Linked DNA regions of Homo sapiens: all the other regions are linked to region 1. A link is a loop called in an ENCODE intact Hi-C map of the cell type or tissue named here. Cell type or tissue: B cell. All regions are shown on one strand. Each heading gives the region's core, and the rest is flanking DNA. Links, peaks and the distances in the headings are about the cores only. Region 1 has its middle 55 kb from the start of HEPH. Region 2 overlaps MSN (moesin). Region 3 holds the start of MIR223HG (MIR223 host gene).

Region 1 (10,757 bases), core at 3,304-8,303:
ATATAAGAATGCTTGTGATTTTTGAACATTGATTTGGAACCTGAGACTGCTGAAGTTGCTTATCAGCTTAATGAGATTTTGGGCTGAGATGATGGTGTTTTCTAAATATGCAATCATGTCATCTGCAAACAGGGACAATTTGACTTCCTCTTTTCCTATTTGAATACCCTTTATTCAATCAGGCAATCAGAATTGCCTGATTGCCCTGGCCCGAACTTCCAACACTATGTTGAATAGTAGTGGTGAGAGAGGGCATCCCTCTCTTGTGTCAGTTTTCAAAGAGAATGCTTCCAGTTTTTGCCCATTCAGTGTGATACTGGCTGTGGGTTTGTCAGAAATAGCTCTTCTTATTTTGAGATACAATCCATCAATACCTAGTTTATTGAGAGTTTTTAGCATGAAGGGCTGTTGAATTTTATCGAAGGCCTTTTCTGCATCTATGGAGATAATCATGTGGTTTTTGTCTTTGGTTCTGCTTATGTGATGGATTACATTTATTGATTTGCATATGTTGAATCAGCCTTGCATCCCAGGGTGAAGCCAACTTGATCTTGGTGGATAAGCTTTTTGATGTGCTGCTGGATTTGGTTTGCCAGTATTTTATTGAGGATTTTTACATTGATGTTCATCAGGGATATTGGTCTAAAATTCTCTTTTTTTTGTTGTGTCTCTGCCAGGCTTTGGTATCAGGATGATGCTGGGCTCATAAAATGAGTTAGGGAGGATTCTCTCTTTTTCTATCGATTGGAATACTTTCAGAAGGAATGGTACTGGCTCCTGTTTGTACATCTGGTAGTATTCGGCTGTGGATCCATCTGGTCCTGGACTTTTTTTGGGTGGTAGGCTACTAATTATTGCCTCAATTTCAGAGCCTGCTGTTGGTCTATTCAGTGATTCAACTTCTTCCTGGCTTAGTGTTGGGAGGGTGTATGTGTCCAGGAATTTATCCATTTCTTCTAGATTTTCTAGTTTATTTGTACAGAGGTGTTTATAGTATTTTCTGATGGTAGTTTGTATTTCTGTGGGATCGGTGGTGATATCCCCTTTATCATTTTCTATTGTGTCTATTTGATTCTTCTCTCTTTTTTTCTTTATTAGTCTTGATAGCGATCTATTTTGTTGATCTTTTCAAAAAAATAGCTCCTGGATTCATTGATTTTTTTTTGAAGGGTTTTTTGTCTCTATTTCCTTCAATTCTGCTCTGATCTTAGTTATTTCTTGCCTTCTACTAGCTTTTGAATTTGTTTGCTCTTGCTTCTCTAGTTCTTTTAATTGTGATGTTAGGGTGTCAATTTTAGATCTTTCCTGCTTTCTCTTGTGGGCATTTAGTGCTATAAATTTCCCTCTACACACTGCTTTAAATGTGTCCCAGAGATTTTGGAATGTTTTGTCTTTGTTCTCATTGGTTTCAAAGAACATATTTATTTCTGCCTTCATTTCTTTATTTACCCAGTAGTCATTCAGGTGCAGGTTGTTCAGTTTCCATGTTGTTGTGCGGTATTGACTGAGTTTCTTAATCCTGAGTTCTAATTTGATTGCACTGTGATCTGAGAGACAGTTTGTTGTGATTTCTGTTCTTTTACATTAGCTGAGGAGAGCTTTACTTCCAACTATGTGGTCAATTTTGGAGTAAGTGTGATGTGGTGCTGAGAAGAGTGTGTATTCTGTTGATTTGGGGTGGAGAGTTCTGTAGATGTCTATTAGGTCCGCTTGGTGCAGAGCTGAGTTCAAGTTCTGGATATCCTTGTTAACCTTCTGTCTCATTGATCTGTCTAATATTGACAGTGAGGTGTTCAAGTCTCCCATTATTATTGTGTGGGAGTCTAAGTCTCTTTGTAGGTCTCTCAGAACTTGCTTTATGAATCTGGGTGCTCTTGTATGGGGTGCATATATATTTAGGATAGTTAGCTCTTCTTGTTGAATTGATCCCTTTACCATTATGTAATGGCCTTCTTTGTCTCTTTTGATCTTGGTTGGTTTAAAGTCTGTTTTATCAGAGACTAGGATTGCAACCCCTGCATTTTTTTGCTTTCCATTTGCTTGGTAGATCTTCCTCCATCCCTTTATTTTGAGCCTATGTGTGTCTCTGCATGTGAGATGGGTCTCCTGAATACAGCACACTGATGAGTCTTGACCCTTTATCCAATTTGCCATTCTGTGTCTTTTAATTGGGGTGTTTAGCCCATTTACATTTAAGGTTAGTATTGTTATGTGTGAATTTTAACCTGTCATTATGATGTTAGCTAGTTATTTTGCCCATTAGTTGATGCAGTTTCTTCCTAGCCTCGATGGTCTTTACAATTTGGCATGTTTTTGCAGTGGCTGGTACTGGTTATTCCTTTCCATGTTTAGTGCTTCCTTCGGAAGCTCTTGTGAGGCAGGCCTGGTGGTGACAAAATCTCTCAGCATTTGCTTGTCTGTAAAGTATTTTATTTCTCCTTCACTTTTGAAGCTTAGTTTGGCTGGTTATGAAATTCTGGGTTGAAAATTATTTTCTCTAGAATGTTGAATATTGGACCCCACTCTCTTCTGGTTTGTAGGGTTTCTGCTGAGAGATCCGCTGTTAGTCTGATGGGCGTCCCTTTGTGGGTAACCCAACCTTTATCTCTGGCTGCCTTTAACTTTTTTTCCTTCATTTCAACCTTGGTGAGTCTGACAATTATGTGTCTTGGTGTTGTTCTTCTCAAGGAGTATCTTTCTGGCATTCTCTGTATTTCCTTAATTTCAGTGTTGACCTGCTTGGTTGGGGAAGTTCTCCTGAATAATATCCTGAAGAGTGTTTTTCAGCTTGGTTCCATTCTCCTCGTCACTTTCACGTACACCAATCAAACGTAGATTTGATCTTTTCACATAGTCCCATATTTCTTGGAGGCTTTGTTCATTTCTTTTTATTCTTTTTTCTCTAAACTTCTCTTCTCACTTCATTTCATTCATTTGATCTTCCATCACTGATACCCTTTCTTCCACGTGATTGAATTGGCTACTGAAGCTTGTGCATGCATCACATATTTCTTGGACCACGGTTTTCAGCTCCACCAGGTCATTTAAGGCCTTCTCTACACTGTTTACTCTGGTTAGCCATTCATATAATCTTTTTTTCAAGGTTTTTAGCTTCCTTGTGATGGGTTCAAACATTCTCCTTTAGCTGGGGGAAGTTTGTTATTACCGACTTTCTGAAGCCTACTTCTGGGAATTCATCAAAGTCATTCTCTGTCCTACTTTGTTCCGTTGCTGGTGAGGAGCTGTGATCCTTTGGAGGGGAGGGGTGCTCTGCATTTTAGGATTTTCAGCTTTTCTGCTCTGGTTTCTCCCCATCTTTGTGGTTTTATCTACCTTTGGTCTTTGATGATGGTGACCTACAGATGGACTTTTGGTGTGGATATCCTTTTTGTTGATGTTGATGCTATTCCTTTCTGTTTGTTAGTTTTCCTTCTAACAGTCAGGACCCTCAGCTGCAGGTCTGTTGGAGTTTGCTGGAGGTCCACTCCAGACCATGTTTGCCTGGGTATCACCAGTGGAGGCTGCAGAATAGGAAATATTGTTGCCTGATCCTTCCTCTGGAAGCTTCGTCTCAGAGAGGCACCCAGTTGTATGAGGTGTGAGTCAGCCCCTACTGGCAGGTGTCTCCCAGTTAGGCTACACGGGGGTCGGTGACCCACTTGAGGAGGCAGTCCGTCCGTTCTCAGAGCTCAAACTCTATGCTGGGAGAACCACTGCTCTCTTCATAACTGTCAGACAAGGACGTTTAAGTCTGCAGAGGTTTCTGCTGCATTTTTTTCAGCTATGCCCTGCCCCCAGAGGTGGAGTCTACAGAGGCAGGCAGGCCTCGTTGAGCTGAGGTGAGCTCCACCCAGTTCGAGCTTCCTGGTGGCTTTGTTTACCTACTCAAGCCTCAGCAATGGCAGATGCCCCTCCCCCAACCCCGGCTGCTGCCTGCAGTTCAATCTTGGATTGCTGCACTAGCAGTGAGCAGGCTCTGGGTGTGGGACCCCCCACCCCGGGCCAGGCATGGGATATAATCTCCTGGTGTGCCATTTGCTAAGACCATTGGAAAAGCACAGTATTAGGGTGGGAGTGTCCAGATTTTCCAGGTACCATCTGTCACAGCTTCCCTTGGCTAGGAAAGGGAAATCCCTGACCCCTTGCACTTCCTGGATGAGGTGACACCCCACCCTGCTTCACCTCACCCTCAGTGGGCTTCACCCACTGTGCAACCAGTCCCAGTGAGAAGAACCAGGTACCTCAGTTGGAAATGCAGAAATCACCCACCTTCTGTGTCGATCATACTGGGAGCTGCAGACTGGAGCTGTTCCTATTCAGCCATCTTGGAACCCAAAGCGTGACTTAACTGATTTGAATTTCATCTCCTTTTAATGCTCTGCTCACTCTTTGGAAATGATGTAAATAAAGGTAGTATGAGAAAGAAGAAACAAAGAGACTTGAAGAGATGACAATCTAGATCACCTGCCTCTGAATAAACAAGAATTGGAGGCATTGCATATGCATATGTATGTATTTTAATGTAAGAAGAAAGTCACAACAATGACTACATAACTAATCCAGAGAAAGCTAAGTGGGTATCAGTAAGATACTTCTTAAAATGCAAGGAACTGCTACTTTCCAGGTGCAGTCTGGTTTATCTTAAGAGTGAGTCAGGAAAGGATGGTAACCAAGCATAATGAGGTACTTTGAAATGTTTGTTGAAACTAGATGTGGCTTACCTATCCTGTTCCTTTAAGCTCATGTAGGAATCTGGATTAATGAACACACACAGAGTTTCATAGTTCACAGAAACTAAGTAAGGAAAGAAGCAAAGTATACCAGTAGCTGTTAGCCAGAGTATGTATACATGAAAATACTATTTCAGAAATATTGTTTCTTCATGTGTTAAGAAGTCTAACTTTCCCTTTGTGCCTTCTCTCAGGAAGGCATTGGTTTCCAAAGACATGCAGGGAGATTCTGTCTTATTCCGGTTTATGAGCAGTGTTTTTTAAATGCCCTGATGAGGATATGAATCACATTCTTTATACCATCATAATCTAGCAACAAAACTTGGCATAGAATTCTTCTTCTTGGGCTTAAAATACCACTCATAACTGTTTTTGCTGAAAATTAAAAGGGAACTTTTTATCTCATATTTGAAACATAAGTCACAAGAATGACTAACATTTATGCTTTAAATTATTAATCCTAGTTTTCAGAATTTTATTATTATAAAGATCACTGTACTTTAAGTGATAAGATATTAAACTTACTCTGTGTCGAGCATGAGGAATCTCAATGTACTTTGCTAGGAAGAAAGCTACAGCTGAATTCTAACCAAAAGCAACCTCAACTTTATAAGTACTTCCTTTGAAATATTAGACACTAGGCCTTCATGTGTCAATTCATGTGAGTAGTGACTACTTTCTTTCTGGGGCGTAATCAGCTTCTATTTCCTGGATAACCTAGGGCAATAAATAAAATGTTCTTGCTATGGAAAAAGCTACAAATGAGACTACATTGTTCAATCTTCAAATTCCTCCAGAGACTCAAACTGGATATGGGAAGAAAACGTATTTTTTTCTTTGATCTTTTATTAGGTTCTATATCACTCTATCTCTTTTTCTTATTTTTCTTTAGTAGTTTTCCCCCTTTTATCTTTAAACATAAACCCCTCTATCTTCTCTACATTTATTTGAGCTACCTCGTATGCAATACTTTAAACACATGCGTGAGAATTCCTCTCTGAATTTTGAATTCTTGAATCCTATCCAACTTATATTTTGTCCCAAGGAGATATTACAGTCTACTCACTCTCTTTGGTACCCCGCCCTTCCAAAGGACGGTCAGGATCCTCCTGAATAGATCATACACTTTTGGTCTGAAGTTTGTATGCATACTCTATCTGATTATACTTCCCTGAAATATACCGTGGGGCATTTTCTAGAGGGCATCTGTCCTACATGATAAAGCATGTTATGCGTAGTCCAGGCACCCTGCTGATATTCACTAAGAATAATAATTTCATGGGAATTTTCTAGTCTAGGAAAATCATAATTTGCTTTTTAATAAAAACTCTCCCTCAGGTTTTCTTGACACATGTGTCAAAGGTAAAAATACTTTAGGTAAACAGAGCCCGACATCCCGCACCCCCAGCTTTGGGGTGAAAGGGGTTAAACAAGGGCAGCTGCAAATCTATGCCTAACCAATAGGGGGAGTTGCCAGAATATATTTTATAAGGGGACATATTTCTTTCAGGAATTACTTTCTGAAGCATTACTTCTCCCCCATGTGGTGAAAGGTTTAACTTTCATTTCTAATTCCCGCATCCTCTATTAGAGGAGATAATATAAAAGTTATGACTTAGGATTCTTTTTTTTTATTGAAGATCCACTTTTTAAAAATAAAGATATATTATTTCTCAATTTAGAATACATTTAAAACCAAACAAGCTAACATATATCCCCATGGCCATTCCACTCTAAAACTTTTAATTTTCTTATTTATCCATTTAACAAACATTTACTGAACACAACTCCATCTCAGGTAGTTGGCTAGGCTCTGTGGAGGATGAACAGGCCAATGAGATGCAATTTCTGTCTTCAAGAAGCTAATAATTTAGCAGGAAATACAAATACCTTCATGACTACTGTTAACACAACATGATTGAATACTGGAGTAAGGACCATAAAAAGTGTTTGGGAGAATACAGGAGGAAATAGTGAATTATGCCTGCGGTGGTTGGGGATATATCATATATCTCCACAAGAAACCTCACAAAATAGAAAAATTCAGACTTGTTTTTCTAGAAAACTTGTCACAGGAATAAAAATTCTCCCACAGAATTCCATAGGAAGAAAATGTGCATCAGGATATTTGATGAATCTCATATATATTGCTTTATTAAAAAAAAACCCTGCTAACCTGTTGAACACAGAAAATGAAAAAAAATGAAAAAGGCTAACTCATTTGAGAGTGAATGATCATCAGCCGATGTAGTTTTCCTTAACATCTGTACATTCCCAGAGAATAAAGCCATGAGAAATAAATGCTGCTATTGAAGAAAGGTGATTCTAAAGCAGAGGTTTCTGAAACTTGTCTATAACATTCAACAAATGATTTGTCTGTAACTTATCTATAAAACAGACAATTCAATGATTAGCAAATGTGTGATAAATATTATAAAAACAACACTGTAGCCTATCTACACTCCTTCATAGTTCCTGCTTTAGAGATGAGTAACGTCCCCTTGCCAATATCCCTCTTCTAAGAATATGCAACTTTTTAAAAGGGAGACATACATATCCAAATAACCACAATAAAGTCAGGCTATAATAAAGTGTGGAGTGGGGGAAATGGGGTGTCATTGCTAATCAGCAGGGGATTTCCTTTGGTGTGATGGAAATATTCTAGAATTAGATTGTAATTATGGTTGCACCACTGTGTGTATACTAAATATGATAGAATTGACCACTTTAAATGGGTGAATTGTATAGTATGTGAATTAAATCTCAGTAAAAAAATCAGGCTGTGATAAGCACTGTGTTTGTCTTATAAATGAAGCACGGTGGGCATTTGTGAAAAGAGATTAATTCTGACTGGGGTATATGAGACTTCTAGAGGGAGGTAAAATTTGAGCTGGGACTTGAAAGATGAAAACTCTGGTAAGCAAATACTAGGAATGAAGTTGGGAAGAAAGGGCAGTCCAGGAAAGGAAATGGCTTGATGAAAGGCATTGATATAGGAAAGTTAATGGCAGTGTTATACAAATTGTGGTCCGTGGAATGATGCTTGTCTGCAAACCATTTGTTATTGGTTGTTGATCACATAAGTATAAAAACTGAGAGTAGTTCCTTAGAAACTTATATAGTAACGTGACATTGTTGTTACATCCAAACATCATCATTTTTTCTAATAATCCATTCTTATATTTCATAAAGTATTGATTTGTGATAGATCAGAACTTAAAAAAAATGTCCTTCACCATAGTCAGTTTGAGAAACAATGGTATAAGGCATGAAAAGAGAATAACTACCCTGTGTGGTGAAAAGATGTGTGTGTGTCTGTAACACACACACACACACACACACACACACACGCAACATGAATGAGAACAGAGGTGAGGTAAGAAGGAATAAAAAACAGAGGATAAGGCTGAACTGTCGAAGAATGTAAATGTCAGATACAGATGCTGGACTTATTTCATGTACTGTGGTGGGAATCAGCTGAGAGTTTTGAATAAGAATGACACAGTCTGGTCAGGTGCAGTGGCTCACACCTGTAATCACAACACCTTGGAGGCCAAGGCAGGAGGATAGCTTGAGCCCAGGAGTTTAAGGCCAGCCTGGGCAACATAGTGAGACCCCCATCCCTACAAAAAATTAAAAGTAAAAAAACAAACCTATGGTCCCAGCTACTCGGGAGGCTGAGGCAGGAGGATCACTTGAGTACTAGAGGTGGATGCTGCAGTCAGCTGTGATTGTGCTATTGCATTCCAGCTTGGGCTACAGAACAAGACTCTGTCTCAAAAATAAAAAAAAAATAGAAAAGAAACAGATTATATTTTGAAAAGTTAAAACAGACAGTAATAGGTATCACTAATTAGAACAAGCAATATTTATAATTTATTAGAAAGGGTTAAAGGTTGGAATACTAAGAAACTACTCTTGGACAGTGAGAAAGTGGAAAGGAGGGGCACAAGGAAAAATAGGAGCTTGCTAATCTTTCCTACATAAGCACTAAGAAAATTAGACTATATAAAACATCAATAAGCAGTTGACTGGATTCTAAGAATATGGATGACTTCCCCCCTCCTTTTGTGGTTTTATTTTCTAAATTTTCTTAACTGGTCATATGTCAACTTTACACACACACACACACGCACACACACACACACACAGTAATCTTTAAAGAGAAGACTATTACATTTCTTACTGACTATCCTATTAGTCAAGCTGCATTTTCTTACCATTGACCTCGACTAATTTACTGTAATTTCTCATTCTTAAAATAGTGGGGAGTATTTTTTCTATCTATGAGCCACAACAATAACCACTGAATTCAAAAATTTTATAAAAAGAATATATGTTACTATAAAACAAATTAGTTTAGAAATGTGAAATATTATGGAAGAGTAAGAATTCAATGCACTATTTCTATTTGAAGCTTCTATTAATTTGGTATATATACTTTTATGTATTTCTCAATTATTTGTAATGGTAACACAAAAATCATGTATTAATAGAAAAAAGGGGTTTTGGGCAGCAGTAGAACTCATATATGTGCAGTGTCAGACCTTAAATTCCGAAGATCTGAGAGAGGAAGATAATTCACTTTTACTCAAAGTAATGGAGTCCAGACCTGACTTCTCTAGCATTATGACCTGGCACAAGTATATTTAATCTTCTTGGGCTCCATTCCTAAGCTGTAATATAACAGAATAGAACTTGATAAATTCAGTTCCATTCAGCTCTAAGATTCTATAACTCAAAAGGATTAATGCAGATCTTTTTCCAGAAATATTTTTTTTTCTTTATTTCTTCTAAAAAAAGAAAGGGTGGGGGGATACATGTGCAGAGCGTGAGGGTTTGTTACATAGGTATTTGTGTGCCATGCTGGTTTGCTGCACCTATTGACCTGTCCTCTAAGTTCTCTCTCCTCATCCCCCACCCCACAGCAGGTCCTGGTGTGTGTTATTCCACTTTCTGTGTCAATGTGTTCTCATTGTTCAAGTCCCACTTATGTGAGAACATGCGGTGTTTGGTTTTCTATTCGTGTTTGCTGAGGATGAAAGGAAATTTTTGTTTGGAACCCCAATCACTAAAATTGGTTTCCCAATCGATAAACCAAACTAAGTAGAATTTCAATAATAAACTGTTGTAATAGCCCCCACTCAACTCAGAGTGATATTCATATGTTTAAAAAAACAGTTAACTTTTCTGCAATATTCCACTGAATTATAATAATGCTTGCAGAAATAAAACAGTCATACTTACACATGTTGAGCTGTCGGAAGCTGGTCATATTATTTTGCTTCAAATATTTTGGAAAGTCTTTGGCAAAGGTTTGTTCATTCATAATATGAAAGCTCTGACCATACTAGAAATAAGGGAACACCAAACAATGGTCTTGAAATGTTGCAATGAAGTTTCAACAAAGCAACAATTCAACAACAATGCATCAGAAGCCATAAACTTCAAAGACTTGTGCAAATGTATAGCCAAAAATTGTTATCAAAATACTCTCCTATAGAGACAGAATTTGCCACAGAGAAAAACCATTAAAAAATGTAATGGATTTGACCACAAAAAAAACCTATGTACATGAATACCATAAATTAAAAAATAAAATATAAACAAAATTAAAAGGTAAAATACAAAATGGGGAAATATTTTCAACACATATAACAAAGAACTACTATTGTTAGCATGCAATAAGCTCTTATAAATTACTAAAAGACAAAAACTCCATTAGAAAAAAAAAATGGACAAAGACATAGAGAGGCAATTCAAATAATCAGCCAGTTAAGGTTTGGGAAAACGTGGTCAAAATGCAAGTTGTAACAGCAATGAGCTATAATCCTTTGCATATCAAATTGGCAAAGATTGAAAACAATGTTAATCTCCAGTGTTGGCACATTGGTGAGAGTTCAAATAAACAGGCAACCACACTCTAGTGGTGGGAATTTAACATCTCTAACAATATTTATATAAAACCTTAAGATATTCAATCTTTGGCTTAGAAACCTCATTTCAAGTATGTATGGGGACTAATTA
Region 2 (6,598 bases), core at 1,518-6,517, 370 kb before region 1:
AATGAGAGAAAGAAAATTGCTTCTATGGCAGCCAACATGCCAGAGGCCAGCAAGGGTCAGCCCATCTTTATTCCCCTTGGGAGCTTAGACCCTAGGTTTTTGTTAGGAGATTTTGCTTTGCAAAAGTCATGCTGTGCTCTGTTCTCCATCATCTGCTTGCCTTTTGTCCCCTTTCCCACTCCTGATAGCAAGATCCTTGTCAGAAGTACAGAGTAAGCAGGCTTTCTATCTCCTTGGGTCTGACTCACAAGCCCCACTTTGTGACCCCCAACTCTGTGTCATTTAGGGAGGATGCTGTCCTGGAATATCTGAAGATTGCTCAAGATCTGGAGATGTATGGTGTGAACTACTTCAGCATCAAGAACAAGAAAGGCTCAGAGCTGTGGCTGGGGGTGGATGCCCTGGGTCTCAACATCTATGAGCAGAATGACAGGTATATCTCAGATCTCTTTTAGTTTATTTAGGTCACGTTAACATCTAGGGCTCACTTTTCACCAAGGAGCAGGGCCATATCTCTTGGGTCCCATCTCAGTTCTTTTTCTACCTAATTTAGTCCAGCCCAGATGATTTCACAACTTCCCTTAGTCAATACTAAATCCTGTATTGACTAGACTCACACTGTCAACTATGGTAGCCACCAGCCACATGGGGCTATTGAACACTTGAAATGTGGCTACTTTGAATTGAGATGTGCTGCTGTAAGTGTAAACTACACACTGGACTTTGAAGACTTAGTGTGAAAAACAGAACGTAAAATGTCTTAATATTTTAAAAAATATTTATTTACATGTTTAAATGATAATATTTTAGATATATTGGGTTAACTAAACTTACTATAATTTTATTACATCCATTTCTTTTTACTTATTTTCATGTGGCTACTAGAAAACTTAAAATTATATATGTGACAGTCATTATGTTTTTATTGGATCGTGCAGGCCTAGACTATCTTATCAGCATTTGTAATTAGTCTCCTGTGATGGTTAAGTGGCTTTTGGCCTATAATCCTCTCACTGTAGCCTTATCCCACTTGCTTATATTTTTCACTTGGTGTGCTCTTGGTGAGGATGGAGAGCAATAAATTATTGTTCCATATAACTCCTGAATCTTGGAGTTCATTATTTACTTTCTCTCAAACTTTTGTAAGCTTGGATAGAAGAGACTCAGTTAAATAGGGCTGGGGATTCCCTTGAGGAACTGTTACAAGTTCCATGCCTCAAACAAATACATAACAAAACAAACTTGAGACAAGGAATCATATGTTAGTTGTACTATCAGGAGATCTTTAGTGAACTCTCAATGCTGGCAGCTGACCTGGTGGCGTGTGATGACACTGGCTGAGCTGTCACTGAGTCTACCTCCTCCAGAGAGAAGTGTTTGTTTGGCCAGGCTCAGTGGCTCACGCCTGTAATCCCAGCACTTTGGGAGGCTGAGGAGGGAAGATTGCTCAAGCCCAAGAGTTCAAGACCAACCTGGGTAACATAGTGAGACCTCGTCTCTATTTATTTTAAAAAAAAAAAAAGAGAGAGAGAGACATAGAAGCTTGGAGGTGACAGTGAGGGCAAGCCCCCAGTTCTCTACACCCTTCTTGTCTTGCCCTTGTCCTGATGTTATTGGTTTCTATTTCTACAGACTAACTCCCAAGATAGGCTTCCCCTGGAGTGAAATCAGGAACATCTCTTTCAATGATAAGAAATTTGTCATCAAGCCCATTGACAAAAAAGCCCCGGTGAGTGATTCCTCCCTCTGACCAAGACAGGTACTTGCCAAGGCCTGCATAATGAGCAATCATGCTATTCTATTTTTCTCTTCCTTTTCTGATGTGTTTGTGTGTACGTGTGTGCGCGCATGTGCACGAACAGGAAGCACAAATAGAGATTGGGAATGGAGGGGGATGTTGATGCCAAGAAATGGCCAGCAGACATCCTGTACCTGGTTCTACTCTGCTACCTGTCTCTCTCACTGTGGATGTGGGAGAGCCACAGGCAGTGTTAAGAACTGCTTCTTAGCCATTGCCTCTGCTGCCCTGAGGTTCTGGGGTGGAAACCGAATGCATCTCATATTTCCAAGCCCCTGGGTCCCAGAAAGTGGACACTGTTCACATATTTGATTCCTTCCTTCCTTCCTCTCTCTCTCTCTCTCTTTCTTTTTTTTGATGGAGTCTCGCTCTGTTGCCCAGGCTGGAGTGCAGTGGTGCAATCTTGGCTCACTACAACCTCAGCCTCCCGAGTAGCTGGGATTACAGGCGCATGCCACCATGCCTGGCTAATTTTTGTAGTTTTAGTAGAGACAGGGCTTCAACATGTTGGCCGGGCTGGTCTTGAACTCCTGACCTCAGGTGATTTGCCTGCCTTGGCCTCCCAAAGTGCTGGGATTATAGGCGTGAGCCACCATGCCCAGCCCTTGACTTCTTTTTTTTTTATTGTGGAGAAAGGGCTGTGGCCAAAGTCCAAATCTGAAGATGATCCTACAGACTTCTTGGTAGAACTTTACTGCTGCCCTCTCAGACTTTTCTCCAGAGCAATCCAAGACCAAAAAAGTGCTTTAAGTTCATTCATTTCTCTAACACACTCGCCATGCTTCTTACCCACTCAGTAGCCTGCAGCTGACAAGACCAGACAGCTGGTGATTGTGGGTAGGTTAGGAAACTGAGCTGAGTGTCCCCTTTTCTGGGATACTGCATGTCCAACAAGGCCCAGTGACAATGCTGAGCCTGACCCTTTTCATGAAGGCTCAGTGATTCTTCTCCAGCCATGAGGTGCCTGAACTTCCCCTGCTAGGGACTTTACACATGTTGTCTCCTTAAACCCTCAGCAACATGGTCAGGTAGGTACTAAGTAGCATACTAATTTTATGGCTGACAAAACTGAGGTTAGAGAGATGGAGTGATTTGCCCAAGATCACACAGCTAAAAATGGTAGAGCTGGGATTTATACCTGCACCCCAAGCTATATGAGACAGTAGCAGTGTGTGGTCAGTGGCAGAGGAGATGGTGGTGCCCATCAGCTGGTGACTTCGGTCCAGTGGTATTTGTAGTAACAAACTCAAACTCACTGGATTTTCTTGTGTGTTTTCTTTTATTGCTGCTGTGCTCAACTATTATCAGAAAAAGTTAAGTAACAAAGCCAGCTGAGATCAAGGGCTCATTTTAAAAACAACAACCAGGACAAGCAGTGATCAGGAGATTTATGTATTCATGTATGTATTTACAGCCTGCCTTGTTCCAAAAAGGATTTAAGGGGCTGGGTCTAGGATTTGCTTTTAGGAGATTGTAGAAACAGTCCAGCCACCCATACTGCACCCACCAGGGTATTATTCAGGGGTCATTTGGCTTCCAAAAGAGGTCACCTGAGACCTAGCATGTTCCCTAATTAGCAGAGAAAGTTTGAATCCTTCAACTTGATTAAGAGTAATTTAGGATGCTTTCACAAGCAAAGATTGAAAGAAATTGTGGTTTCATAAGCAAAGATTGAAAGAAATTATGGGAAGAACATGGGTTTCAGAGTCAAGAAACCTGGGTTTCTAGTCTTGGGTCTGTCTACTGTCTAACCCTGGGCAAGTCACTTTACCACTCTGATAATTAGTCTTCCCATCTGTAGTGCAGGAGGTCAGATTAAATATTCTTTCCAGTGCTTTTGGATTTAGCTTTTCAGAAGGCAGAAGATCACCTTCACCTGTCCCTCCAAATTCTTTCTGATTGCTGATTTCCCACCAGGACTTCGTCTTCTATGCTCCCCGGCTGCGGATTAACAAGCGGATCTTGGCCTTGTGCATGGGGAACCATGAACTATACATGCGCCGTCGCAAGCCTGATACCATTGAGGTGCAGCAGATGAAGGCACAGGCCCGGGAGGAGAAGCACCAGAAGCAGATGGAGCGGTAGGTGCTGCACACTGATGTGGGGGGCCAGGGCTGGGGCAAGGAAGCTTCTCAAAGGTGCCCTGCATGCTAAGTCAGGACATGAGGCCAACCTAGGACTTCATAGATGAGAGGTTAGACACCAATATTCACATTTATTCAGAAAAAATCTACCAAGTTTGAGGGGCAGTTTTTACAGAGCTGGATCTAGCAGGAAACTGCCCTGTAGGACCTCACAGTCTACTCAGTCTAGTAGCAGAGAGAGGGAAAACAATATATACATAACTCAAGGTACAAAGGCCATGTCATTCATTCACTTAATAAATATTTATTGAGCAATGAATAAGAAAAGACCAAAAATCTCTGCTTTTGTGAAGCTAGCATTCTAGTGGGGAGGAGACGAACATAATAAATAAGCAAATTATGTGGTACATAAGATGGTTAAGAAGTGCTATGGAGACAAAAACATAGAAGAGGGATGGGGAGAAGGGTAAGCCAAGTATTCTGAGGGCCCAGATGGAGAATACCTAGCCAAGGGAGATAAGAAGGTTCCTGGAAGAGGTGCTAGGGCAAGAAAAAGCAAAAGCAAATACTTATTCCAGATTTGTAACAGACTCTGGGAAAAAGAAGCCTAGAGCTGGGCTTTAGGGCAGGCAGTGTTAGACCTGAGGACTGATGCACTAGCCGTAGAGATTACTAGACTTGAAGCACTTCATCCCAGCACAGAGCCAAAACTTGTCTCCCTAACAAGGTGGATAGGGCAGGTCTTATTGGACCATTTTCAAGATAGGGGAACAAGAGCAAAGCAGTGACATAGCTAAGGTCACCCAGTGGGTTGGTGGGAGAGCTAGGATTCCTGACTCAGGGGTACATTGACAGGGCCCCGTGTACACTGGCCTATGTGGGGCTATGATATGAGGACAAGGGTATAGAGGTAAGGGAGGGTGGCCCAAACTCACAATCCCTAAGTGTGTTGGGAAGGTTGGGTTGAGAGACCCAGAGGCAGCAAGCCTTGGAATTCCCCAGGCTTTTTTTTTTTTTTTTAGATGGAGTCTTGCTCTTTTGCCCACGCTGGAGTGCAGTGGCGCAATCTCAGCTCACTGCAACCTCCGCCTCCTGTCTTCAAGCAATTCTCCTGCCTCAGCCTCCTGAGTAGCTAGGACTACAGGCGCATGCCACTATGCCCAGCCAATTTTTTTTGTATTTTTAGTAGAGACGGGGTTTCACTGTGTTAGCCAGGATGGTCTCGATCTCCTGACCTCGTGATCTGCCCACCTCGGCCTCCCAAAGTGCTGGGATTACAGGTGTGAGCCACCGCGCCTGGCCTCCCCAGGCTTTTGTGGAGCGTTGTTATCCTGTTCTATCCATTTTATCTCCTTCCCTAGTGCTATGCTGGAAAATGAGAAGAAGAAGCGTGAAATGGCAGAGAAGGAGAAAGAGAAGATTGAACGGGAGAAGGAGGAGCTGATGGAGAGGCTGAAGCAGATCGAGGAACAGACTAAGAAGGCTCAGCAAGGTGAGGCTTGGAGTCACCTTGGAGATTGGATTTTTCCAGGCCTAACTCTGAGCTGGAGAACCTTCTGCCTGAGCTGTAGACTCAGACAATGTAGTTCAGGTGTGGCTACAGACTAGAAGAAGAATGGGCAAGAAGAGAGCTCAGAACTTTCTGCCAGCTTTGTCTTGGGGTGGATCATTTCCAGGAACGAAGCTATTGTGTCGTCTTTATCTCTGTGCTCTTCACTGCCTTCTCCCCTCCTTTTCTGCTCAGAACTGGAAGAACAGACCCGTAGGGCTCTGGAACTTGAGCAGGAACGGAAGCGTGCCCAGAGCGAGGCTGAAAAGCTGGCCAAGGAGCGTCAAGAAGCTGAAGAGGCCAAGGAGGCCTTGCTGCAGGCCTCCCGGGACCAGAAAAAGACTCAGGAACAGCTGGTAAAGCTGTAGGGTGGGCTGGGATTATGGGAACTGAACTTTCTTCCTTGTCTGCCTACTTACTTATAGCTACTTTTGCTTACATGCTGGCTTTTTAGAGCAGGCTACCACTCCATGGGCCTCCAGCAAATAACTAGTTCAGAAGCAAGCTGAGAAGTCACTAGTGTGGCCCAGAAATTTTTGCAGTCTTCCCTAACCCTTAGTTTCTGTTCACTTTCTTAACTCTTGGGTATCTGAGCTGATTGACCTGGCAAAGGAAAGGGAAGGAGAAAAGAACAAAAGGGACTCATATTTGAGCTCCTGCTGTATGTTGCTGTGTTGGGAATATTTCCCTTTTCCTTACTTATTTCTTCTTCCCAGTAACCCTATGGGATTAACCTCATATGAGATAATATCCCAGATAAGGAAATTAGAGCTCAGGGAAGAGATTCACCAAAGATCACACAATTGTAGCTAAATAAGGATTAGAACCCACCCATTTCTGCCTCTGTTTGAAAGCTTTGCTCCCTGAAATCACATGCAAAACTATGTGTCTATGCATTTTTGGGGCATTTGGCATCCATACTTTCATCACAGTTTCCAAGGGTTCTGTGACTCAGAAGTTAAGAACCTGTGGTCCAAACTCCTTGACATATACTCTTCCTTTGTACTGTTGGAGGTGGGAATAGAGGGAACCAAGACCTGTCTCTCATGAGGAAGCTGTCATGGGAGATTTACCCAAGGTGTGCATAAGCTTTTTTCCTTGTTCAGATAGCTTTGTGACACTTGAGTGTCTTTCCTGTACTTGTCCTGGGAAGACTCTTAGTCGAAT
Region 3 (9,260 bases), core at 4,200-9,199, 95 kb before region 1:
AATTACAATTCTCATTACATACAAAGGAAAAATTTCTCTAACATACAAAGTACACCCAAAATCAATTAAGAAAAAGAAATCAGCAGTCTAATTGAAAACTGGGTATGACAGACATGGTTCCTGCTCTCATGGAGTTTGCAATTGAGTGGAATAAACCCCTTTTTTCTTTAAGGCTACGGGAAACAGCTAGGCAGCAGGGTTTGAGGGGGCCAAAGGATATGGTGAGTCATTGAGTAGCCTCTCTTATGCCATCTTAGCAATAAACTTCTTAATTTTAGAATTTGGAATTCTAAATTCTGACAAAATTATAAATCTCAGCTTTGCCACTTACTAAATATGTGACGTTGAAGGAAGTTGCTTAATTTCTTCATGCTTCAATGCCTACATTTGCGAAATAGAAATGATTCCTATTTTATAAGGTTATTGAGAGTAATAAGTGATATAATAGAGAGTGAGAGTAGGTGGTACATAATAAGTACTCAACAAAAGTGTTTTTCTTCCAATTCCCACTTCCTATTTTATAAGGTTATTGAGAGTAATAAGTGATGTAATAGAGAGTGAGAGTAGGTGGTACATAATAAGTACTCAACAAAAGTGTTTTTCTTCCAATTCCCACTTCCTATTCTGCCTAGAACCGATAATAGAAGGCAGTGTCCCTTCTGATGCCAATATGAAGCTTTTCTGCTTCTTACCTTGCATTATCTGGCCTTTACAGGAGCTCTCAGGATTCCACTTTGTAACCCCATGAGGTATCAATTTTTTAGGGATTGACTGATTCCTGAATCAGTGCCAAATCTAGTTCTAGCAAATGTTTAGCTGTGGTGAAAGCTCAAGGGTCTGTTCTAAATTTTCTTTTTGTTTCCCAAAAGGCACAATTCTTGCCCTTCCTTTACTCAGAAGACAAACTAAGAAGATGAAAATAGTCTGTGTGTGCCAAGTCAATGATATCACGGGCAACTACCCCAGTCTGAATTAGGAAATATCTCTATACTGATATATAGATACATACAGATATATAGATATATTCATTTAATTTTTTATTGTAAATTTATAATTGTATTTGTGGGATACAAAGTGATGTTATGATTTATGAATACAATGTGGAGTAATTAAATTTAATATATCCATTGTCTCAAATACTTATAATTTGTTGAATAATTTGAAATGTACTCTCTTAGCAATTCTGAAACATGCAATATACTATTATTAACTGTATTCACCATGCTGTGCAATAGATCTCAAAAAAACCCTATTCCTTCTGTCTGAAACTTTGTACCCTTTGAAAATTATCTCCCCATTCCACCCACCCCCAAGCCTCTGTAACCGTCATTCTACTCTCCGCTTCTATAACTTTCATTATCTTAGAATCCACCTGTAAGTGAGATTATGTGGCATTTGTCTTCCTGTGCCTGGCTTATTTCACTTCACGTAATCTCCAATTCCATTTATGTTGTTGAAAATGACAGAATTTCCTCTTATTTATTTATTTTTTGAGACAAGGTTTTCCTCTGTTGCCTAGGCTGGAGTGCAGTGGCTATTCACAGGTGACCATAGTGCACTACAGCCTTGAACTCCTGGGCTCAAGTGATCCTCCTGCTTCAGCCTCCCCAGTAGCTGGGACTACAGGTGTGATGTGAATAGTGGGAGTGAGAGACAGACTAGAGTGAGAATATATATTTTAAATAAATACATGTTTGTTCCTTCCAAATATACTATTTACAATAGGCTATTGAAAGTTGATTCCTCATTCATTTCTTCATTGTCCATTTAAAATTTTTCCCAAGGGAGTGTATATTTAGGGCAACTCGAATCTATGCTCCTGAGTTGCAGCTCTCAAGCTTGGCCCAGATAAACTCTTTACTCATTTTAAGAAAAAAACAAACAAACAAAACAAAAACAGCTACTGCTTAGTAAAAACCTTTAGGTGGGCCATTATAGGAAATAGATTAAAATGGTTGATTAGGGTCACTTCAGTTATTTCTGCCATAGATGGAAGGTTCTGAAGGACTCTAAGTGGGAGTGAGGTATGGGTAGTAAGTAGAACCAGTTTGGTTTTCTGTCTTTAAACAACTCCCTGGAACTCCTATTTTATTTACTTCATTTATTTTGTCTTTCTAAGAAGCTAAACAAAAGCTTCAGCTCAGACTTATCTAACAATCATAAATTGGAAATTAATGAGGTTTTCTTGGAAAAAACTGCCCTTAAAGACTGAGATGATAACTGACTTGAATTTGACATTTTCCAGCCAGAGACATATTGTATATTTTTTTGTAGATTGCTCCAAAATTTCTACCTTTCATAAATTGTTGCATGATATTTATATCCTACATCTGCCATTTAATAGGTAATTATAGTATCTCCCTCATAAGGTTGTTGTTAGGATTACATAAACTAACATATGTAAAGGGCTTCAAACAGTGCCTGGCACTTAGTAAGCTCACAATACTTGTTAATTATTGTTATTCCAGTACAAAATGGATCTCCTGATAGGTCGAACCTCTTTGCCAGGTTTCCTCCAGAGCACATTTGGTGTGTTGGATAGGCCTTTGGGCTACTATTATTCTACGATATCTATAGATACTTAAAAATGCTCTCAGGCTTATATTTGCCATTTTGTATCGGTAGTCTCCCTATTCACACAAGCTCACCATATTCTTTCCTATCTCTGCACCTTTACTTGGGTTCTTTCCTCTGCCTGAAATGCCTTTCTCTGATTATTGATCCTGTTATCCTTCAAGGCTCTTTTAAAATTCGGCCTCTTCTGTGAAGTCTCTAATCCAACCAGTTGAAATTAACTTTTTTTTCCTGTTTGTTGCCATAGTCTGGACCCCTAAAATCCTAGGCTTGAATATAGAAGGGCACTGCATCACATATATACACTTTCTGGCTTCTCATGTCTCAAACGCCCAACATAGCATACAAGTCCTTTCTTAGTTTGGCCCCCGGCTTAACTCTTCTATTTGCTTTGTGCTATTTTTTCCTTTGCTCACTCTTTTTCAAGCCATACCAGCCTTTTATCTTCTTGGAATATGCCACATTATTCTCCATCTCAGAACCTTTATACATGTTGCTTCTTCTGCTTGGAATTGCCTTGCACCCATTATCCACTTGGCTCACTACTTTTCATTTTTCCGTCTCACTTTAAAAGTTACTTCCTTAGAGAAGTTTTCTTGACCTATCCAAGTCTGGTGGATTATGTTATCCTGTTACGTGTTCTCCCTGCTCTCTGATCTTCCCCCTTTCTTGACATATTTAAAAAATTTGTTTAATGGCTATTTTCCACCACACGGTATATGTCAAGAAGGCAAGCGTTTTATATGTCTTTTTCACTTCTGCATCTTGAGTACCTTGCACCATGCCTGACACTTAGAACACATTCAACTTGTATTTGTTTTGTGAATAAATTTAATCAGACTTATTGTAGAGATGGAAATTTGGAGGCCCAGAAAGGGAGAGGGATTTGCTCAAGGTCACACAGAGAATTAGTGGCAGAGAAAAGACTGTAGCCCAGATCTCCTGACCCTCAGTACAGTTCTCTTTTCCATACATGCACCTCCACTATTGTACTCATTTTTTGAACATGCTTATGTAGCACTCTGTTTTCTGGACTAGATTGTGAATTCCTAGAGGGTAGGGACCATGTCTTATACCTGTTCTGGTCAATACAGTAGCCACTAGCCACAGATGGCAATTTAACACTAGAAATATGGCAAGTTCAAATTGAGATGTACTGTTTGCATAAAATACATACTACATTTTGAATAATGTAAAATATCTTATTAACAAATACTTACATTGTTTACAGGTTGAAATAACATTGTGGATGTATTGAGCTAAACAAAATATATTATTAAAATTAGTTTCACTTAAAAATTTTTCATGTGGTTATTATAATAATTGTGGCTCGCATTACATTTGTATTAGATTGTTGTATATTTCTGTTCTGTTGTATGTTTATTTTTTCCCCTTTTGCCAAGCATAGAGCTTTGTAGCCAGTAGGTGCTCAACACACCCTTGCTGAATATACTTAAGCTGTAGTTATTGGGTTAATTGCTGCCATTTATCTTGTCAGTGTCACTGTTTTGTGGCAGCCTCACAGTGAAACCTCTGTCCCTAGGCCCAGGTGTACAAAAAGTTCTTTAGTCCTGGCCTGCGGGTGCCCTACACATTGCATCAGCCTTTGTATTTCCTTTCAGAGGAAACCCCAATGCAATCCTATGCATAGCAATCACTAGGGTTGAGGTAGAGTGTGTGGACACAAGCCACTTGCACAGGAAGTGGCCTTAGCTTTGCAATTTTCCCTGGGGCCTCTTCTTGAAAGTCTTCTGAAAGGAGGTGGGGGTGAGTGAACAGGAAGATAAACTCAAAGTGAAGGGTGGGGGCTTCTCAGCTCCTTCATGGAGGTTGGGTAAGCTAAGCAATGTGGGGACATTGGGCTATGAGGTCTCTTTCTTTTGCTTATGCATTGACTCATTCACTTATTCACCTCACAGTTCTGGGATAACTAGTTTATTCCTAGGCCTAAGAAGACAGTAAAGATCAAACATAGTTCCTACTTTGGGCAGTGCTTGGTCTTCTGGGAGAGACTGACACCTAAGTGCTGTGTGGATGTTTTTCAAGAGTAGAGGAGGGCAAGGTGGGAAGCAACTAATTTTGCAGGTGGTTGTCAGAGAAGGCTTTCCAGAGACAGTGAGCATCATTTTTTTCCTCTCTATCCCTTAAGATGTAGCCAAAATCTTATTCTTCTGAGAACCTTTCCAGTTACCATCACCTTCTCATCTTCTGCCCTGGGAGAATCTTATATACGTATCTGACGGCACTTCATGACTTTGTCAAATTACTTATCATATTCTGTAGGGTGACATAGCTCTTGGGGTGCACACCTGTCTTCCATTTCCCTTTAGCCTGAGAATCCTTCAATCTGATGTGAGGACTAAGGCTCAGACAGGCTGTGTGTGATTGTTCAAGGTCACATAATCAATAAGTTACAGAGCTTGGTCTATAACCCAGGGTCTAAGATGCAGGGACTCTGATTCAGTGTTCTTTCCATTCCAGTACTGCGGAAACAAATGAGTGTGTCTGCAGTGTGGGACCCCAGCACTGCCTGCTTGCTCCGCTTGTCAACTATTTTCCCTTCTTTCTCATCTCCCTTCACAAGCACAGGCAAGGCAGAAATCATACAAAATGGGAAAACTTTGTGACTTTTGGTTGCTCTCTGCAGAAGCCTGGACAACAGATCAAAAAGAAGAAGCCCCTTTGTGCTGTTATTGGAAACTTGGCCCTTCCCAGCATACTTTGTGTTTGTGGGCTAAAGAGGAACTCTGAGCACAGTTCCCTTTTCTCGCATTCAGGCCATATGCATAGGTAGTATGATTTTCAGAGCCTTCTGTTTCCTAATGCTCTCTTTTATTGCCCTGTCTTTGGACTCAAAATAGATACCATTAATTACTACTTTAGGTAAACACATTGTCTCCAGAAACCCCTGTTAAAAGGCCAGTAGAGTACCCTAATTGATAGGGAAGAAAAAAACGTGTGTAGCTAAACTTAATCTCTATGGTATGCGTAGGAAGAAGGGGGTCCCATTTTAGCAAAGTGCCCGCAGGACTACCCTACTTCCGCTCCAAGCTTTAGTCAGAAACCAAAAGAAACAAGAACTGAATCTTTCTAGAAGCTAGATCTGGGGTCTTGAGGCCTGAGCCAATAAATTATTCTGGTAGAAGGAAGTTTTCTACAGAGTGATGTTAGTGCAAGTGAATCCCTATTTCAGGCTTTCACAGAGCCTCAGGTCCTGCAACCATGGGGAAGCCCACAGTGAGTAACGAAGAGCCACAAAGGAACCAGGGAATGTTTGAGTTGGAGTGGTCTCCAAGACCATTTAGTCCAACCTCTGTTGATTAAAGGAGAAACTAATGCCCAGGGAGGTAGTAGAGTGGGGACTAGGGCCCAGGGCTCTTGGCTCGCAGAATGTGGTCTTTCTTTTGAGCCTGAGTATATAAGAATGTACATAGCTTGAAAAGATTATTTACCACGGCTTGACTATCACTCAGGGCCATACTTCCACTAGTGTAGACAGAGGACTGTGACTTGGGCACTGCAGTCATTGAAAGCTATCAAAGTATAACCTGAAAGCATTGCCCCTCCCATCCTTCATGCCATCAGAATTCATGGTGGAGGGCACTGCATGATGGGAATTCATCATCTTCCTGGCTGTTAGTGGGGACTTCCAGGAGACTGCAAACATGAGGCATTAAGAAACCATCCACCTTCTTTTCACACCTTTCATGTCCCTCATTAGCCTGAAGGTCACAGTTGAACTTAGGGGTCTGGCACTAATTTTTCTTTCTCAAAGTCAACTACTTTCTTCTCCCTTCCTTGTAGCCAATGTGGGAAAGTAGACGAAAACCTCAACATTTGGAGTTAGACCTGAGTGAAAAATCTGCCTTCTCTATTATTTTCTAGTTTTGTTTCCTTAGACAGGTCACTTTATTTCTGTGTGCCTCAGTTTCCTCACCTATAAATAAGAATAATAATACCATACCAGAGAGTTGTTGAATAAATTAGATAATACACATGAAAGAATATCATAAGTACTCCAATAAATGTGAATTTCCTTATTTATTTCCTTCAGCAAGCCCCAAGATGACAGAATGTGGCTTGTGGTCATAACTGTGCCCCAGAGCCAGCTTCATAGGCATATGACTTGTACAGCTTCACAGGGCTCCATGCTTAGAAGGACCCCACACTTAGTTTAATGTTCTGCTGTCATCATCTTGATATTCTTAATTTTTAAATAAAGGGCCTATCGTTTTCATTTTTTACTGGGCCTTGCAAATTATGTAGCTGGTTCTGTATGCCAGGAGAGAAGTTGGAAGTAAAATGGTATTCCAGGACCAGGAGGCATTCTGGCAGAGTGAAAGAACATGTGATTTGGAGTCCATGGGGATGGGTTTAAATTTCAGCTTTCCACTAATTTGCTTTGTGATACTGAGTATTTCCTTTTATCCCTCAGAGGCTCTGTTTCTCAATTTTGACTACGGGTTTTTTCATTAGATAATGTCTCAGTTCTGGTATTCCAGGTTTCCCTCAATTATTCTGGGAAAACCTCCTTGACCCACAGGCAGAGCCTAGGGCAGCCAGGTGCTTTCTACTCTCTCTCTCTCTGCAGCTTGGAAAGTTAGTGTCTGTTGAAGGTCAGCTGGGAGTTGGTGGAGGCAGGGCAGTGGCCTGCTACTATTGCTGCAGTAGCAGACCCTTTCACAACAGCATTGTTTTGTCATTTTGCATCCAGATTTCCGTTGGCTAACCTCAGTCTTATCTTCCTCATTTCTGTTTCCTGTTGAAGACACCAAGGGCCCTTCAAAACACAGAAGCTTCTTGCTCACGGCAGAAAGCCCAATTCCATCTGGCCCCTGCAGGTTGGCTCAGCACTGGGGAATCAGAGTCCCCTCCATGACCAAGGCACCACTCCACTGACAGGTATGGTATCCATTTGCCCTCTCTTCTTGGATTCTCAAGCTGGGGCAGAGTCCATGGCAGCCAAGGGTGGCTTGGATCTGCCCATCCCATTCTCTTCAGACCCTCCTCAGGGATTAAGGTCAAAGGTGGGAGGAAGAAGGCTTCCATTGGCCTTTTATCCTAGAGGTTCTAATGGAGGGGAAAAGGGGATAGGATATTTTCTATCCAATCAGGATGTTTAGGAGATAGTCACATGGAAGTGGAATGGCCTTTGGACCCAGGAGTCAGGAAACCTGAGTAGCAGTCCTGGTTTTACCATTTACCCAATGTGTATCTTTGGGTAAGTCCTTTCTCCAATCTAGGACACAGTTTTTTCACCCCTTTTGCAAAATAAAAAAGTAAAAAGAGGAAAAGAATGATTAGATAGATGCTGTCTAGAGACCCATGGTTATTAGATTCCTAATTTTCATGATTGTCAGCCCTCTGTCAAGAAAGAAGATGAGAGTAATCTTTGCATATGTAACTGTGGGTGGGGCTGAACACATTCAAGAGGAGAGTGCTGGTGGTAATCCATATAGCACTCTCTGAGAGGCATGACTCAAAGATGAAAGCCTCTTTTCTAGTCCAATCTTTGACTCCTAGAGATTCAAAATTGAAAGACTCTTAGAGACTAGGTACATATGGAAGAAACTGAGGTCCAGAAAGAGGAAGAAAGGGACTTGCCCAAAGTCATACAGAGAATCTGTAGCACAGCTGGGTCTGGGCTCCCAGGTCAGTCCTCTTTTTGCTCTATCCTAGGAGGACTGAGACATCAAGCAGCAGGACCTGTCCTGTAACTGACCCAGGACAGGTCCTGCTCATACTAGAGGCAGTCTGGGATTTTTAGGCATGGTCCTGAGGACTTCTTCTTTTCTTCTATTTTTCTTTCAGGTACTTGGCTCACTCTGAGTGTTCAGAGATTCCTAGACACCTACTTACCCCTAATTCTTCTGGTCTATTCCCTCCAATTCCCTCCATAAAAACTGACCCATCCTTTGCATCAACAATAGTGGCTTGATGACGCTCTTCAGTAGAGGATTTTGCATTTCATATGGGGAAAAATGATGTTATTCTAAGTAATATAACAGACCAAGAGAAGAGCTTTCAAATTCCCTTAATATCATCCCATATAGATATTTATGTCTTCTTTCTATGGGTCTGGTGAACATTTCTCAACTGAATGTGATTTTCTTACATACACTCCATTGGAGAGGCATACCAGTCTAGTTTCAGCTCAACCACTAACTCCTTCCATTAATACTGAAGCAATGTTGTCTATAAGGCTCCACAAATTTCAAAGTACTAATAATTTTTAGCCCCTTTCATGCCTCCTTTCCAGCCTTTCTGGAGGTGAATAAAGTCAGAAAGTGCATTCAAAAGGCTGTGAACACCTCCAGCTTATCTAGGTCTTCTTACTGGAGCTGACAGCCAATGAGTGTAATGATACAAAAAAGGTAACAATCCATTTCTTTTTCTCCTGCCATCCCCAACTCAGACTCTGTTAATCAGCTTGCTTGGCTGGCCTCCAACCATAGGTCCAGGGGCTGAGACAAGGTCCTTTTGAGCTCCTATGTGGGAGGCTCTGGAAAGCTTAGCAACACTTTCCAACAACTTTGCCAGGTAAGTAGGTAAGTCTCCTTGTTCTCATTTCCAGAGAAGACAACTGAAACCCAAAGAAAGACTTGCCCAAGCCATGATTGGCTAGTTGATGGCCAAGACAGCATTAGAACACAAGTTTGTCGATTCTGTCATGCCATATTTGGTGA

The links. A loop is a pair of places that touch in the nucleus more often than their neighbours do. Peaks named below come from ENCODE experiments on the same cell type or tissue, not always from the same donor. Only the 100,000 strongest peaks of a DNase experiment are listed, where the experiment ranks them.
Region 2: it touches region 1 in a loop (3-fold over the local background); 4 of 110 quality-filtered maps call a loop at or near these places.
Region 3: a loop joins it to region 1, with 6 times the contacts of the local background. A loop is called at or near these places in 2 of 110 quality-filtered maps.

Annotation. Positions count from the first base shown.
Region 1 is chrX:66,104,111-66,114,867 of GRCh38, forward strand. No RefSeq gene overlaps it. Among named protein-coding and RNA genes, the nearest start is that of HEPH, 55 kb to the right of the region's middle. In B cell, for the core only: CTCF peaks have their summits at 6,205 (motif pointing right) and 6,404; a DNase peak (open chromatin) is centred at 6,181.
Region 2 is chrX:65,731,552-65,738,149 of GRCh38, forward strand. It overlaps MSN (moesin), which reads left to right. Exons shown (of 13, transcript NM_002444.3): 6 at 287-433; 7 at 1,633-1,729; 8 at 3,716-3,879; 9 at 5,244-5,374; 10 at 5,627-5,787. Among named protein-coding and RNA genes, the nearest start is that of MSN, 67 kb to the left of the region's middle. In B cell, for the core only: no CTCF peak of the experiment used is centred there; no DNase peak of the experiment used is centred there; H3K27ac peaks cover 2,803 bases.
Region 3 is chrX:66,008,076-66,017,335 of GRCh38, forward strand. It overlaps MIR223HG (MIR223 host gene), which reads left to right and starts at 7,386. Exons shown (of 3, transcript NR_170299.1): 1 at 7,386-7,476; 2 at 8,990-9,114. RefSeq lists an enhancer at 5,175-5,244. In B cell, for the core only: no CTCF peak of the experiment used is centred there; DNase peaks (open chromatin) are centred at 5,456 and 7,316; H3K4me3 peaks cover 4,600 bases; H3K27ac peaks cover 5,000 bases.